2 separate regions of the Homo sapiens genome follow, and region 2 is linked to region 1. Evidence: chromatin loops called from intact Hi-C (ENCODE). Cell type or tissue: HepG2. All regions are shown on one strand. Links, peaks and the distances in the headings refer to the core of each region. The heading gives the core; the rest is flanking DNA.

Evidence for each region. Peaks named below come from ENCODE experiments on the same cell type or tissue, not always from the same donor. Only the 100,000 strongest peaks of a DNase experiment are listed, where the experiment ranks them.
Region 2: a loop joins it to region 1, with 2.0 times the contacts of the local background. A loop is called at or near these places in 2 of 110 quality-filtered maps.

The regions. Positions count from the first base shown.
Region 1 is chr3:94,611,781-94,621,060 of GRCh38, reverse strand. No RefSeq gene overlaps it. Among named protein-coding and RNA genes, the nearest start is that of LINC00879, 320 kb to the left of the region's middle. In HepG2, for the core only: no CTCF peak of the experiment used is centred there; a DNase peak (open chromatin) is centred at 4,020.
Region 2 is chr3:94,712,690-94,721,969 of GRCh38, reverse strand. No RefSeq gene overlaps it. Among named protein-coding and RNA genes, the nearest start is that of LINC00879, 220 kb to the left of the region's middle. In HepG2, for the core only: a CTCF peak has its summit at 5,136 (motif pointing right); no DNase peak of the experiment used is centred there.

The DNA of each region.
Region 1 (9,280 bases), core at 598-8,597:
GGGTATACACTGACTCCTGCAGATGTCTCTTTGTGGTATGGAAGTATAAAAGCTTTCTTTTGTTTTTGTTTTGTTTTGTTTTGTTTTGTTTGTTTTGTTTGAAGAGGTTAACGCGAATGTACTAGACTACTGGGATTTTACTTATATTACAGATGTCTCTTGGTTTTCATACTTTATTTATCTCCCAACTCCTGTTAGTCATGTCAAAACATGCAATTTAAAGGTAACATTTATTGAACTTTTATTATGATTCAATTATTCATTTAAAGATCTTAGCAGTTTAAATATATTAACTCATTGGATCCCTAAAATAACTATGTGGCAGTCACTATTACTAACCACATATTATGGTTAAGGGAAATTAAATACAAAGATGTCCTGAGTTACAAAGCTGGTAAATAGTAGAGCTCAGTTTAGACCCATATATTTTTCTCACACATTCATACGTATTCCTTTCTTTCACTATGTTAAGTGTCTGTGTGAAAGACAGTCCTTTGACTATCTTTCACTATATTTCCCTTTCTTTTTTCCCCTCCATTCAGTCCACAACATGAGACTTACAGACATATTTCTTTGCATATATGATGGTTTATCCTTCTCTTAGCAAGTACTTCATGGCACCCTACATGGACCTTCCTTTTTGTTATTCACAAAAAGCTAATGACTTTAAGAGGGTTTTTTTCCTTTACTCTCTACTAATTTCATTTTAGCTTAAATACGTTAGATTCACTATGAAAAATAAGAAAATTAATTCCAAGGGTATTGCCCATATAAGGAAAACACATATAAACTTTTGCCCAGGAAAAAAAAAAAGAAAAAATATACTACTTTCTTAATGTATTGGGAAGGTTGCAATAGCTTACCAAATAGCATTGAAAAATAAAGTGTTCCCCTGAAAACTTCCAGAACATAGCTTAAGGTACACCCAAATGATGGATGCTTATTTATACCGAGGATGTTTCTGAATTTTTCTTACTCCCTCTTTTCTACCATTAGATATTCTCTGTATCACAAGATTCAAGAGCCAGGTCGGACTTTTCAGCATGAACCACTCTCCATTGCTTCACCTTTCTCTAAATTAAACTGTTGACCTTCTGAATAGAGTTATTTTTTTCCCAAGTGGCTTGTCAAGAAAACTCCTGTGATAGATCAGGAATTAGTGCTTGTGACAAGTTGACGATAATATAGTCCTTGTCCAGGAATGTCATGTTTAATGCCTGAGTGAGTCATAATAAATTGAGAATCTCCTTCTGCCCTCCCCCCATCACTGCCAAGTGTTCCTGTAGGCTTAATCACTCACGCACCCATTGCTTAGGCAGTGACATGTAATTAAAATGGCATCATACAAATAGAATGAGAAAGTGTGAATTCCCATCAGAGGATAACAATTTGTAAAATATTGCAGTGCACATCTTGTTTGGTTTGTTTTACATTTTAATCAAGCTTGATAAAGGAAATGTTTATAAAAGAACTAATCTGTGCAAGTTCAAAGATGAATATCAACATATTTTTATAAGTGATTACATATACTATTTGTGTTCACTCAGCATTCAAATACAAAAAAAAATTATTGAGCATTTACTGAGTGCTAAGCCCTATATATGTACTATGGTCCTAAAACAATGTCATAATGATTATGTTTAGGTGGTCAAATTTCAGGTAATTTTAAATATATATTTAACTCCAATGTTCTACGATTACTTTTTGGAGTTATTGTTAAAATTACAATCCTCAAAATATAAAAATACACAGTTGTATCATTTACAATCTGTTAATGACTCCAAAGGGGGCAAAGATAAGTTAATATTTATCAGAGGGCAAAGATAAGTTAATATTTATCATCCATTTTATATTTTAACATGTGCCCCAGATGTGGTGGCACACACCTGTAATCCCAGCTACTCGGGAGGCTGAGGCAGGAGAATCGCTTGAACCCAGGAGGTGGAGGTTGCAGTGAGCCAAGATTGAGCCACTGCACTCCAGCCTGGGCAACAGAGCGGGACTCCATCTCAAAAAATAAAAAATAATAAAAATAATAAAAACACACACAGGACTGAGAGGCTCACACCTGTAATCCCAGCATTTTGGGAGGCTGAGGGGGGCGGATCACCTGAGGTCAGGAGTTCAAGACCAACCTGGCCAACATAATGAAACCCTGTCTCTACTAAAAAAAAAAAAAAAAAAAAAAAAAAAAAAAATCAAATGTGCCAAAAATAAGGACAACAATATGCATGTTTCTAAATAACAGTGATGCAGAAATAGGTTTCAGGCAGGGCTAAAACTCAGGTTTTTAATTTAAAAAAAGTGTACAGTGGGAAAATGATCCAAGTGTCACCTCTGATTGGGAACCCTGAGACTTTTATTCTCACTGGAGTTTTAGTCACTTTGAAATGAGGGAAAATTGTCCTTTCACGTATCTCCAGTAAACATTCAGTGAGCAAGTAGTCGATAGTCAGTTTCCTGATTATTTGAAAGGGGACAACAGAATATATAAATCCCTGTGAAAAGGGGAAAGGGAAGTTTTTGAAGGTTCTGATGGTGTCTTCAACCCCATCAGGTAGTCCTATTGGCAGAGGTAGCAGCTTGCTGAGACCTAAAGCAAAGGAATGTTTCCAATCTACCAGAAGTTACCATGTTTTCAGCTCTGTACAGCTGTCTCAGTGAGATTTTGTTGTTGTTAATCCTTTCTCAATGTTAGTGACTGTGTATCTTTTGGCTGTGAGTGTTCATATCTTTCCATCAGTTACATCACTATTGCATTGGGACAACAACCCACAAAAGATGTAACCTTTAGTTTTTGATTTGTTATCTGCATTAGCACCAAGAATCAAAAAAGTTCAAGCCTTTCAAATTATCAAACTTTATATATATATAAAATATATATTTTACATATAAATATATATTTTATATATATGTATGTATAGTGGATGATTATTGATTGCCTCCTCAGACTCATTCCCCACATTCTTTTTAAATAACCCTGATTTCCATTTTGGGAAGATAAATTTCCACCAAATCCTGCAGTGGCAGATTAGACTTATGCTAAGCCAATTAGACATTCCCTTCCTCTGGCCATCTTAATTAGGTCAAGGATAAGCATGAGATTGAATCCTATTCACTCAAAAGAAAATTTATGATGTTGCCTGGAAATACTGGAGAAAAAAAAGTCTTCTCATTCCTAAAATTATATAATGAGAAATTGAATAGTCCAGGAAATTTTAGAAGTGTTTAAGACTACAAAAAGATCCAGACTTGGTATAAAGCAGAGTGACAGAATTTTGTAGAAAGAGAGAGAGAGACAGAGAAATAAACAGCAAGAAAGAAAATGGGTTCCATTGTAAATAACTAAGTAGCTGAATGTTCTTTTCCTTGAAACAGAAACATCTAAATTTTACATAAATCAAAAATCTTATGTAAGGCTTTTTTGAAATTTCAAAGTATCCAGTAACCTTCATATAAAAGTGAAAATTTAAATCAGTACTAGATGGACATTCTTGAATCAAAGCTGGATAATATTTAACAAGGTGTGTTTGCTCTGTTCATGAATATTATGACCTTGCTCTTATGTTGACTATTGAATTTTTATTTTTTTGGCATACGGAAAGATATGTAATGCGTTAGAAGATCTATCATTGCCCCATTTCTCATTCACTTCACCTCTATCTCTGAGATGGCACAACTCCTTTTAGATATATTATGAGTTCTAATTTGGATAGAAGCTAGTGTTGCATTTTAAAACCTACTATCAGAAAAAGTCTTAACTGTGTTTAAATCTAAAACAACTTTTCTGTTGCTTATACATTTGTATATGTCTTTTGGGGATAAAATGCAGGCCAAAATGTTTCCTCCTTTCTGTAACTCCTCCTCACCTCCTACAATCAGCTAAAAAAAAAAATGACTCCTTTGTCTTGTTCGCTATGGCATGTGTTGAGTACCTAACACAGCATATTGTATTTATTTGTCTACATGACTGTCTGTCCTGGAATGTAAGTTGTTTGATGGTAGGGATTATGTCATATTTATCTAAATATTTCCAGGCCTTGGTATTGTTCCTGACACATAGTAAGCACTCAACAAATACTTGTTGAGCTCTGTTAAGAGTAAATCTACACAGTGAGGCCTGATATATCTGTTTTGGTTTGGTACACACAGTGAAGAAATTACCACGGCAACTCTTATGTTTTGCATTATAAGCATAGACTTTATGTTGTGCAAACACAGCCTAAGTTTAAATTTGTTATAATGTTTCAGGGGAAGAAAAAGGCAAAAACTGTGACCAGTGAAAGAAAGCTAGACCTCTACTTTTTTCTAAGATGTTCTATATAAAATTTATAACCAATAAAATTCCTCATTTGTACGTCTGAAAGGGATGTTACAATAAATTCATTATTTCTAATTGTTGGTCTCGTTCATGCACTATTTCGTGTAAGAAAATATTAAAAAAATTAAAATGTTTATTTGTATTCCGAAGCTCACTCGGAATACAAGAAAGAACAAAGATTTTGGGGAAATATGCTGCCCTTGGTTACGTTCAACAGTAGGGTATTGTTTACAAGGCATACAGTATCATTTCCGAATTCTATTATCACGGTTTTCTCAGCCTGGTAACAATTCTAAACTTGGTAGTAACACTGTAGTATGTAAAATATTAATGTTTCTCCTTAGACTATATAATATTTAAATCAAAAGGAAAAGATTATCTAGCTCTCGGGAGAGCAGATAAGGATATATAAGTAATTGGTTTTATTTCCAAGTTTTTCAGTATTGTTATGGCTTTCTCCAAAGAAGCACCTTGAATCCATTCATTCTTTTAATAGTGGAAATCACAGTAGTAATTGCTTTATTCCTTGTATCTCAAGCAAAGTGTAAGGATTAACATGCAGGAAGGCACACAGAGAGAAAAGTAGTAATTCAAAGATACCGATGTGGAGGCTAGTCCCGAAAGTGATCCCTTTTAAAATCACACCTCCTGGTATTCAGACCCTACCACATTGAAAATGGGATACCCCTGTGTATCCATAATATGAAAGTGGAAATGACACAATATGACTTGCAAAGTCATAAGAAGCTTTGAAGCTTCTCCTTTGGTCTCTTGGAAGGATTTCACAGGAGAAAGCCAGGGCCCTATAAGAAATCCTACCTCCCTGACAGGTTCCCATGTCAGTCATGAGGACAGACTGGATGGAGAGAGAGATGCCAGCACTTCATTCCCCAACCACTGTGGAATAGACACATGCTGCTCTTGCTAGTTCTCAGCCCAAATCCATAAATCCCCAAATTGTGAGTATAATAAAGTTGTTGTTGCTTCATACCACTAGGATTTAAGGTGTTTAAACAAAACAAAACAAACAGGACAACCAAAGAGATGAAAGAAACAAGTATCAATAATAAGTTTTAATCAAGATATTATTTTAGTGTCAGTGATTTTTCTCCGGTAGAGCATTCACTAATTATGTCCTTCTAGTCGTTTCTAAAGGAAGCTAATTTCTCAAAAGTTTGGCACATATGTTAGATCTGTTGACTCACCTAAACAGGAAATGAGGCTTCTAGGACACCTGAGGTATAACAGATGGCCTGCCAGATCCAATCAAGGCCTGTTCTTGCCTGCATAACAGGACTAGTGACCCCTGAAAATCAGCTTGTTGCAACAGGATTCAGTTATGTGTTCAACATTTCCCATTACTCTAGGAAATAAAGCAATTAATTAAGAAGAAACAAGATGATTTATTGAACCATGTGTGTGTGTGTATATATATATATATATATATGTATGTATGAATACACACATAAGCATCCTAAACATCTATACTCTGAATATTTCTAAATCCTCCTCATTTTAATATTAAAATACAGTGGTAATATTAATAGCTGGTCTATATCACCTATATTATGGGAAATACAGTACTCCATCCTTCTCTGCCAAAAAAAAAAAAGGAAGAAAGAAAAGGAAGGAAGAAAGGAAGAAAAAATAAAGAAAAGAAATAAGAAAATTTGATTAGACCTTTTATTGACCTCCTTATTTTGTCTGCAACAAATTATGTTGGAAATACTTAAAATGTCAGAGTAATCCTTGTGTATGTAAATAGCCATTTCCCTGTGCATGTGTTCAGTTAGTATCAATAAGTTATAACATCCTAGCACCTCATTAAAAATAAATATTTCACATATCTTCTAGGCTTTTCCAACATCTAACAGTAGATGAAAAAAAATCAATGATTAACAGGATATTTCACATTCTATCTATATTTAAGCATTAATAAATACATATTTAATGCTTAAATATAGATAGAATGTGAAATATCCTTTTAAGCATTAGTGCAACAATTACTTATTAACAACCTGGCATTTGCCATGTGCCGTGCTAGGAACTGAGGATACAGCCATTAATAATACAATGTCCTTGTCCTAATGGACTTTAGAGCCTAGCTTAAGAGTCAGATGTTACCCATATTCCATGAAGAAAAGGCTACAAAGTTAAGAGAAAAAGAAAACAAAAACAAAAACCAAGGAGCTTTGTAATTTGGAGGTCAGGGAAGGACTCCTGTAGAAATGACTTTCTGCTGCAATTCTGAAGGGTAAGTAAGATATCCTAGATCAAAGCAGCGGGGGAAGTGACTAGCGTTTTAGGCCAGGAAAGTGCATGTGAAAAGCCAGTATGCAGAGGAGAGCACAGAACACTTAAGAAAGTGAAGGAGGCCCAGGCTGACACGGGGAGGACATAGCAGTGCAAGACAGGTCTGTAGAAATGATCAGGGGCCATATCTTGCAGGGCCTGGTAGAACCTATTAAGGATTTACTTTTGTTCTGTAAGAAATGTGAGGCATTATAGCATTTTAGGCAGATAAATAACATGACGAAATTTGGAATTCAAAATGCAGTGTTATTGGCCATGTTGTGGGAAATTGATTGTAATAAGTATATAATTTAGGAGGTTACTGCAATAGCTCATGTGATAAGTGGTGTTAGCTTCTAATATGTGTTAATGGAAGACATGGAAATAAATTGATTGAGATAGGGTTGAGCACAGTCTTTTTCTTAAAGTTTTCTCTTCCTTTGAATTTTATGTCATTCTCCTGAGTTTACTCTATTTTCTTGGCCAAACTTTGCCAGTCTGTCTTCTGGCTCAGCCTCTTTTACCTAGCCTTTGAATGTCAAAGTACTCAAGGTCTTTTCTTCTCATTCTATATTCTCCTCCGAAGAGCATTCGTCTATACTATAGCTTCGGTCACCACCAATACAATGGCTTCTAAATACTTATGCCCAGCTCTGACCACTCCTCTGAGTTTGGGACTTATATATTCAATTACTGATTTCATATCTCTAGTTGGATGATGCAACATCATCCAACTACAAGATGGATGGTGTACCAAAATATTCCCACATCAAACCTAGTCTTCCTCCAGAGTTCTTTATTCTAACCAACAGATACTCTTATGTTTACAGTTTCTCAAACTCAAACCCTTTCACACCTTTCTATTCTACTTTTCACATCTAATTCAGCACAAAAAGCAGATATTTCTACCTCATATTAATATTACAGTTGAGAAAACTGTGATTCACAGATGTTAAGAAACTTGACCAAAACTGTACAGCTAGACTGCATCAGAATCTTGCCTGTTTGATGCTTGAATCAGCATACATTCCACTACACTATCTGAGATGTTCAGGAGTTTCCCAATTATCCCTTTCCTATCCCATCAGCAGACGCCCACCCTATGCCAGATTTCTCCTTATATATCACTTTGCCTGTTCTATAAACTCTTTTTATCATTCATCCTGAAAATCTAAAAAGTCTTTGGGTTTGCTCATTACATCAGCCCCCATCGAAAGCTAGGAGAAGTTTGAAAGCAGCCATGAGCATTGCTCTGATTCATTCTGTGCATATAATAACCCTGAAGTACATTGCCAGTGGTCATGTTTAAACCCCTTCCCTTGATTTATTGTGGATCACGACATGACGTCTAACTTGCTATTCGCATTATTAATAAGACTGTCCTTGCTGAAAACATTCCCTAAAACCCTTTCCCAACGAACTGCATTTTGCCTGAATACATGGTTTCTTTATGGTTCTTGGTGAGCTTCCAAAGGTAAAACTAGATTGTTTTCTTTGTTACAAAAACTTGGGTCTCATGAAGCCAGTCTCTATAGGGCTACACAGACAAACAGACATGTATAGATAGACAGCAGGACTGGGGATGTCAAGGGTCATTTCTGAGGGGAAAAAACATCCTCTCTGATTCATACAGTTGTTCGGCCAGACAAATTTCTATTCAAAAACCAAATAAATGAATTTGGAGCACTTGGAAGAAAGCCTGTGAATGCTGTACAGCTAATTTCCCAAGATAATAGCAGGCATTGTGTCATGTTTGTTTGGTCTTTAACACACACACACAACACACACACACACACAAAGTGTTCTTATTTTTAGGTTTTATATTGTAGCAAAGATGGTTAAATGAAAAGTGACTGCCTTATTTTGCTGAAAGGGAAAAAAGGATACAGGTTTTTAATTTTCTTTCATGAATTGAAAACTATTTCAAAATATGGAATACTTCAAAATATAATAGAAAGGAAGTGAACAGAGGCCTTAAACTGCTATCTCTCTTTGTTTTGACATATCCACAATAGGACATGGCATTCAGTATATCTTACAACGGTGAAACAGAAGAATACAGTAGTAATGGACAGTGCTTAACACAGTCTGTCTCATTTTTCAAGACAGAAATGTCCTGTAGAATGAGTTTAAAGAAATGAAATTTTGTAAAAAGGAAATGGAAGGGAAAAATTGGGCATAAACTGTGACCCTTTCAAGTTTCTGTAGCTGTAAGGCAGACGGAAGAAAAAGGAAATAAAAGAAGAAAAAATAAATAAGTCTATAGCAAATTGGTTGGCAAGCCACCTGTTTAAAGAGAGAAAATATTTGAGCAAGAGCTATACTGGCAATTATCTGGATGGTGATTACTTGGAACAAGGTTTCAAAATGAACAAAAGAGAAAAGACTAAAGGCTAATAAATAAGATTGGAAAACTAAAGAAAAGAAGGAGAATACATTTTAGGAATGTTGACTTCTACGTGGCTCTTCTAAGCCTTTACTACATATAATCTAAATCTCAAAACTCTCAGGTATTAGTTTTAAATCCCTGCGTTTTTGTGCCTTCATTAGTAATGAAAATCAGTTTTTCACCATTCAGCAATTCCATGAGCTCAATCTGCTCCTTTCTATGACTCCTCAGGGTTCTTTCCTCATGGATGGTTAAGCTACAAATGTTGGCTTGATGAA
Region 2 (9,280 bases), core at 766-8,765, 100 kb before region 1:
CCCTTATGATTTATTTTTTTCTCTATTCTTGAATGCTCATAGTCATAGAAAATATTTAGTTCAAATTTTAGTTCTTATCACTAATTCATATAAGTTCACTTGATGATAAATCCTGGTCTATCATTAGAAAATATGACATAATATTTATATAAAAGGAATACATAAAGTTCATTTGTAAAAGATGGAACATAAGAAAAATATAATAATTTTAAAATTAATAAAATGAATAATTTTAAGATTTTTTAAAACTCTATCAGCATCTTTCTCATTCCACTTAACATCTTCAACATTATGTTATACATAGCAAAGGCTATGTTTTATATCCTCTAAACCTTGTATTATTTAAATACACAGCAACTTGGACTTATTTACCTTCGTACCTTTTAACATGCCTATTGTGATACTCAGAATATGGTAAATATTCAGTTAAATAAAATATCATGGAAAGGAAAATAAAGAAGGAAAAAAGGGAAGAGGAAAGAGAAGTTGAAAGACTTGAAGACAATAAGAAAATGAAGAAAAGCTTCTAAATTAGAAATGTATTTTTTGATTAATATTTATTTTTACCACATAATTAGTTATTTCTGAACCCCACAAGTATTACTTTACACTAAACATCTGGGACTAGTTTTTAAAAAAGGAAGATATGGGTACTATCATATTTTGTAAATGCTCAATTTGTCAAAAAGAAAATTCTTAAAAATCAATTGAACAATGACTTTATAAGCTTTCCAAATACCACTTTTCTGCCATGAGATTCTTGAAAACAGCACGTCTAATTTTAAATAATTTTTACTGCTAAATTTTTCAACATAACAACCACAAATGCTAAAGAAATCAGAGTATCATGGTTTGGTAAGTAAAATATAACTTTTTTTAATTTAATAGGCACCCCAAACTTACATTTTAAAATTAAACTGTAAATCTTCCCCTAAATATTTGCTTTATTCTGAATATCCAAAATGACAATGATCACAACCTTATCCTCCTTAAAATTTGGAAATACTTAAAATGCTCACCTTTCTTCTGACCTATAATTAATATGTCTGGAAATCTGGTGAGCTCTACTGAAGAATGCCCAGGATCAGAGCATTTGTCAACAATTTCCACTGCAACCATCACCCTACAATAAGCCATTACCATTTTTTTCTTGAATTAGTTGCAAAAGCTTTTTAGCTTGTCCCCAGTCTATTCTCAATTTAGTTTTAGTCTTTTAAAAACAAGGATTATGTCACCTTTTTCTTTAACAGTCTTCAGAGGCACCTATCTCACTGAGAGTAAAAACCAAAGGTCTTCCAAAGGCCTCCAAAGCTCTACTCAACCTGCAAGCACTGTATCCACCACCCCACCCTTCTCTCTTCCTATCACCTCCCAGCCATGCACTATCCTAGCAATACTGGCCTCAACATTACCCCTGAAAAATTCTAAACATTCTCTCACTGTGGGGATTCTATTTAGGGACTCCTAAATAGTTCAAAAGTGATTCAACTGTGTGTAGTATGTGGGAAATAATGGAATGATTAAATATTTGGTGGACATATGAATGAATAAATAAATGAATGAACTCAATGTCAGATATGTTCACATTACTTTTGAATCAGTCTAACCTGAGTATCTTTGCATTTTAAATAATAGCATATATTATATTGTACATTTCATCTTTTGTTAAAGAGTTTTTAATTTTAGATAATGACATTAGTTATGCTTCAATAGTGTATTCAAAACCGGAATATAAACTACTTTTAAATTAATGTCAATATTGGTCTCATTCACACAGTTCTCATTGATGCCTTACACACATAACTTTCCCACACCTTGATCAAAACTTCAGTATCTGTGTCATTTCTTTCGTTCTAATTTGGATTGAGGTCTCTCTTTTCCAAAATAGCCACTTTCTAGGATAACCATGACCTAGGGGAAATTTAAATTTAGGTGTGTGTATCATGTGTGACACAATGAGCAAAGGAAATCAAAATGGATGAAACAAAAGATATTTATTACTCACAGGTCCAGAGAGGTTACAGGTGCAGACTGGAGGCTGACAGAAAGTTTGGAAGCAGCAAGGAGCTCAGCCAGTGGGTGGAGAGTGAGATACAGACAACCTGTGGGTACATGGGCATTATCCCTAAGGCTTTCTGAAGCGGGTTGTAGACTGGCTAGTTTAAAAGATGTGTGGCAGGGGGGTAATTACTTTTTTACATGGCTCCCATGTTAAACACTAGGCTATATTGTGGTCAGTAGCTGTGAGGTGTGTTGGGTTTTGGGTCAGTGAGTTGAGTGGGCTATATCAAAAACCACCCAGGATGGAGAAGTTTTAACATGGCCAAAGTAATGGGATATAACTCTATTTCAAATAGCTTATGGCTAGACTAAAATGCATGCGAAGGCAGCAAGTATATAAATTTATGCAAGCCATTATGGTAAATTTTAACTTATTTGACACTGTCTATGTACAACTATTTGAGTACTATCACAATTCACTTTCACCTATTTTATTAAGGTCTTCAAAGTTTATTTTCACATAATATAAACTCTCGTTCTTTGAAAAAGAATGTTCTATGATATAGCTATAAAAATTGCTTTCCTATATACATTAATTATTCCATTCTTCTTGTCTAAAAGTTTTCCCCTTATTTTCCCTTGCCCATTTATTTCAGTGCAACTCAGACTTGAAATCCCAAATACCTCTTCTTCCGTATGGCCGTCACCATCTCTTTCTCCAGGAAACTTCCTTTCTTCTCAAATCTTCCTCTACTAACTTTAGTCAAGTTTCTACCTCCAGATATACTTAGTATATCTTGTTTTGTAGATAATTTATATTTTATAAATATAGTTTTTTTCCAGTAGATAAAGCATCTAAGATCAAGTACCTAGTTGAATTTGCTGTTTCCAAACATCCAACAGATATTAATTTTCAGGATTTAAGAACAAAATGGGAATTCCCATGAATTCTTAGGAACTCCTGAAATCTTGAATTTTTCTGCATTTTGCGGTATTTATAAATAGAACAATAGTACCTAGTATGTTAGTACTATTTATAGTAGTAGTATTTCTTACTATTTTAGTGGGATTTAATTGTATTTACTAACAATTATAACCTATAGCAAAAATTCAAATACAGGAAAATATCAGTGACCATTCCGTCTTTGAATAACATAAAGTTCTGATCTCCTAGCAAAGCAACAAACAGCAAGATACAAAATAATGTGCCGAAATTGCCAATTTAAGTACTTATTTAGGATCCTAAACTTATTATTTCTTAGAATACCACTCATATGATTAGTACAAGTGCAATATATATGTGTATATGTATTATAGATAGCGACAGACATGAGTGTACACTTTGCAAGAATGACTTACCATTATCAACAGAGAATCTCACAAATTTACACTTATACCATAGTAGCAGCTACAAGTAACTTAGACCATGACAGATCCTTCCCTATATGTTTCTGTTCCAGTTCCTGGAAATCTTGACCTTCATTTTCAATGGATGTCAGTATTTTCTGCTCTTGCTATTCACTTGCTATTAGCTAATTCCTTCAATTCAGTAAAGTCTCTACATTTATACTTATGCCTTAGTTCTCACACGAGAATTACTGATAATTTTTCTTATTTTCTCAATTTGTCAACTGTTTGTTATCAAGATTTGGAATTTAGAAGAACATATACATTTTTTAAGAAAAGCCAGGAAGATGTTCCTGCACAAACATTCTAGTTGGATTGATATATTCATTCACCTACAAATATTATTTAAGCGTCTAATATGTGTCATTCAGTAGGAATGATATTGGAGATGAAAGAATGGGCAAGATAGGCATTGCATAGTCCCGTATGGAGTTTATGTTCCAGCTTAAAAGACTAGCAGTTAATATAGTGCAGTGAGTTATGAAAGGAATATAATTGGAGAGATGCTGAATGTTGTAACAACACACATATTAGGAGTTCAGTATTTCTTTGTATTCAAATAAAATATAAGCAAGGGCTAGTTAAGTAGGCTGATGACAATATTAGGCATTTACATGAGTAAACATAGAAAATTTGAATTAAGAGCTAGTGCAGGAGACATACACATTTGCATTATCATAGTATTAACTATTTCTCAAACAGCATGTCTTTCATTCTTCTATGAGATCCAAATAAAACTGTTTGTGGTACATTATTTCATTTTAAAATAATGCCATTCACAGGTGATTTACTTACAGTTCATTACTAGATACCTATCCAGTAAGAGAGCTAAGTGAATTTCTCATAAATAGAGCATGGGAGTGGTGCTCAGTCAGGGCAATCAAAATCGATATTCAGTCTCTTAAAAAAAAAACAGAAACTTTTAAGTTACTCTGATTTAGGAAGTAGTAACACATCTTTAGAGTAAAAACAATATTCAAATTTATCAATATGAATGATTTAGAGTTTAATGAATTATATATTTAACTTTTACTGAAGTATAGCATACAACTAAAAGAGTACAAAATTATGAGTTCAACTCAAACACTTTGTACTAAGTGAGCATACCCATGAAAATAGCACCTGCATCAAAAAATATAACATTACAGGTAACTAAATCTCCCTTGTATTTACTTCCAATCACTATTCCTCATGTAATAATAACCAATATCATTAATTCTATTAGTAATAGATGGTTTTGCCTATCAAAAAATAATATTATTTATGCCTCACCTCTTTCTCTTAATAAAATTTTTTTATTATTATTCTACATTCCTGTTATAGCAGTCATTCATTCATTCTCATTGCTATTTAGTGTTTTGTTTTATTAACTATGACATAATTTATTTATCCATTACCCTGTTGATGGACTCCTGGGTTTTCTCCAGTTCTGGACATTAGGAATGGTGTTCTTATGAACATTCTTATGAATATATTTTATGGATAAATAAACACATTTCTGTTTGTAAGTGTCTTTTAGATTAAAATATTTGGTAGTGAACTAAGATGGTTACAGTCAGTTTTCTCAGACAACAGTGAAACATACTGAAGGCCTTTATTACTGATTGAACCCTATATTCCATTTTCAAAACTTTCTGAGGTTTTTGAGTATACACAGCTTGAGTATGACCCAAGGCCAAATAGCAGCTTTTCCAAATCCTGGCAGAAGTCTGGATTTGAACCAGAACCAGAATCACCTCCAGGTGGCAGGGCATTAAAGGCAACATTTAATAAGCCTTCCTCCTCAGTTGTTTGACATTTTGTCAGAAATCAGAGTCCAGGAAGCAACATAGAGAATATAAAAGGCAAAAATCAAAGATATTTTGTGTTTTTTAACTTTAGAAAAAGAAAATCAAATAAGGTACTAAATCACTTGAGCCCTCAGGCCAAGCTCAGGATAGAAACTTGAAAAAGTTAATGCATTTTCTTCACAATTGTTAAAGGTACGTTGATTGATGATTAATCTGTCAGAATCAATGTAATTACTTTATGACTAGACAACTGTCACTAGGGCAGAGCTTCTTATAGTTCTAAAAAGAAGTCAAAAGAGAGTCTAAGGAATTCAACTTCTGAAAATTACTACACTTTTCTCTTTTGACTACACACACGGAGACACAAATATACACAAAGAAATAGTTTGAAATACTAAAGAAAATTACTTGGACATTTTTTAGATTTTGAATGCTAACCAAGCTCTCGTTCAGTTTCATTAGTATTTGCGGAATCCAAACCAGGAAAACAGACAGAAAAAGAAAACAAATACTGTTTAAAATAATCATCTGGCAGAAAACATGATAAATTTTGTAGGGGAGATTTTTTCTTTGTAGGTAAACCAGTATCTGAAGCTCCTGTCTATATTTTGGGGACTTGATAACTCTGCATAGGGGATAAAGCTTATATCAACGGTAGAGATGAAAATTTCCAAATACTCACTTTCCCAGTATCTTTCACAAATTGCATATGCATGTATGACCCAGATCTTACCAATCAGATCCAAATGCCCACCCTATATATGAATTAGGAAAAATGATGAATACTTCCTAGAGTTCAGGGAGGTGAAAGCAGAAAGAAGTTTACAAAGGAAGCACTGGTTACTCTGCTGTCAGAGCACCCAGGGTCCAATGTGGTGGTGGAAGTACTTGGAAGTTTGGGTGCCTGGTCCTGAGAGTCAAGGGATGCCCTTATTGAACGAGATCTGCAGTATAGTTTTGGACATAATCAGGCTGTTACAGTTTCTTAAATCTTAGCAATTATTTGAGCTACCTAATATCCTTTTGATAAATTCATTTTTTAGTAAATACAGCCAAAGTTATTTCTGTAGTTTGCAAGCTGGAACCATGGATCATGGGGTCAAGGTGATTGACAATTAAATTCAATTTTTTTAAATGTGAAAAATTATTTGGGAAATAAATCTTAATTTTATAATTCAAGATAATTTGTTTTTATTTTTTAGAGCATTACATGCTGCGTTATTTTTACCTGCTCTACCCCATCATCAAACATTCAATAAAAATTGATGATAAACTTAATATGACTGCTGACTGGAAGTTCCATTATAGGCTTGGTAAAAAAAAAAAAAAAAAAAAAAAAATCACTGCTATAGATAAAATGAAGCTTCATTATTACCTGGGGATTTGGTCTTGCATGTCTTTATTTTCTTCATTAGCTTAAAAAAACAGGCAGCTATTTCTAATATAAAATCCAAATAATTATAATAGCAATGTTTTCATTATATAACATAACAGACATTTTTCTATTTCCGTGTAGCTATGTTGTATGTACTTACAAAAGCCTACTTGGGGAGGTACACTGTTTTATAAAGAAATGTAAAGAAGACACTTGATCACATATGAAGAAAAGCGCCCTAATAGAGAATGAACAGGTAATCATCCACAAAAGAAAAATAGTTTCTCACAAATGAAAATGACATTTTTGACAGCTGAGGCCATGTAATTAGTAAATTTTTTAAAAGGCTACATTCAGATAGATTCTCTCCTTGCCCCATGGCAAGCTCTGTGGCAGCCAGGAAATAAGACTTTCTCCATTTCAAATTTCTTCTAAAATTAATTTTGCCTTAGAACTATACCTTTCAATGAATAAATAATGGATAGAGTGAGGTCCTAAACATATCTCAATGCATTTTTAAAAGATCAAGAGAGGTCAGGGAACACGAGTATCTGAAAATATCAACTAGTTATAATATCATTATTTCTCAGACAACAGATCCTCGTAGCTCCATCAGTTATATGTGACTGCTCTGGTACCAGAGGAGAATTGTGTGTTAATAAGTTTATGTTTATGAAGTAAATAATGGTTCTGTAAAAGTATATTCTCTGGTGAAATTAAGGAATGCCAGGAACAAATATCTTCTTCCTGAGGCAAGGTAATTCCCCTGAGTAAATAAATATACCTACAGCAGTGAAGACAAATTATGATGACATTTTACAACACAGAGAAGGAGCTTCCTTTAAAATGTAAGATTTGCACAAATCCTTTAGAAAAGCCATTGAAAAGGTCAACTTGTTGTAATCCACTGTTTTTTTGGCTACAGAGCAGTGACAAATTGGTGTATTGTAATCAGTCATGAGGATGTGTTACAGGTAATTTGTTATAAACAATATTTAAAGTACTGCAGTGTGGGAATGATTCACTTTTTATGAATTACAGTCTGGTCAAGGTTATTCCCATAAATAACATTACTCTCACATCTCAAACACCATCTAGAGAAGGACTGTATCTTTCATGGGAATTTTATTCTTCATATGTGGTATTTGGGAAGAAATGTTGAGAACTGCAGAATTTTAGCTTCATTTAATAAATAAAGGATGTTAAGGAAGTAAATAATCTAGCTTAAATGTTTTACTTTAGAAGTATTGAAAATAAAATTTTAAATAAATTTTAGTAAAGAGCAAAAATGTAGTTTCATGTAACAAAAAGAAAGAGAATTATTTATGCTAAATTCTAAATCAGAAATGGCTAATGTTGAAAAAATTAACTCATTACAAAGTAGAATTAGTTTAGTTTTGTTAAGACTGGCCATGGAGAATACTAAACAAATACATGATATGATGAAATCTGATGAATTATTAGATTAATTATAAGCAAAAGATAAAATAAAAAATTCTGCAAAGTTCAAAATTAATCAAAATTCTGATAAAACATGATTGTATTTTTTCTTATATTGTGAGATTATTAACTTTATAGCTACAATTGTCTATAATTGTGTCTACAACTTATTCAACTCTTTTACCTAGTAATTTGAAAATGCTATTCTTGCCCCTACATCAAAAATTAACAACTGGATTATGGAATGAGTCAATGACGGCATAGTTATTTAATGTTTCATAATCCACAGAAAACAAACAATAATAAAACAAAACAACAGAGAGAGAAACCAGATACCAAAAATTAGTAGACAACATCTACAACAAAAGTTGGCCATAAAGTATAATAATGAATCCTAAAATATAAGCAAGTGGGGGACAAATACCACCACTACTCCAAGACCAGTACAGTTTCATTATATGTGTAGGAGGAATCTGAGAACACAATGGAACATCTGACAGAAGTGGAAATAGAAGAACTCCCCAACAGCCACAGGTTGAATAACTGAAACACAATACACAACAGAAGAAGAATGGTAGCCTTTCTCCAGCCCCAAATCTAGTAAGCGTTAGGTAAATATCTTATGGTTAAGTTTGAAAGGCCTGGAGCAGTGTAACTCCTTTAAACTCCTAAAATCCTTCCCAGACAGGGGCCCAAACCAAGAGGAAACTGTTGGGCATGAAATAAAATTGATCAAGACAGGGACAATAGACAAAAGGAAGGAGAGGTTCATATAAAGATGAGGAATGGGAATAGAGCCAGAAAATTCAGAGAGCAAGCTACTTTTGAACAGTATATGAAATGAAAAAAGACAGACTTCTTTGAAGTTGCAAAAGTTAGCATGAACTACACTTTCCTCTAAAAGTTTAGAAAAATGAAATTCACAGAACAATTAAAAATAGAACATCCTGCACATGTACCCTAGAACTTAAAATAAAAATAAAAATTAAAAAAATCTAAAATATGCTTAATATTCTAAAGGCTAAATTACATAGGAATAAAAGAGAAAATAATACCCCTACATATAGTTATAGCATACAGAGTGACATACAAAAATCCACAAATCATATCAAAACTACAATCTACCATTTTAAACACATTAAATGCATCTAAAATAGAATAAGAAATGAAAAAAATTCAGAGTTGGAAGAAATTAAGCGACAGAACTCAAGAAAGAATTGGAAATAGAACAAAAACTCATTTTAGAAACAAAATTGAAACTAGAGGG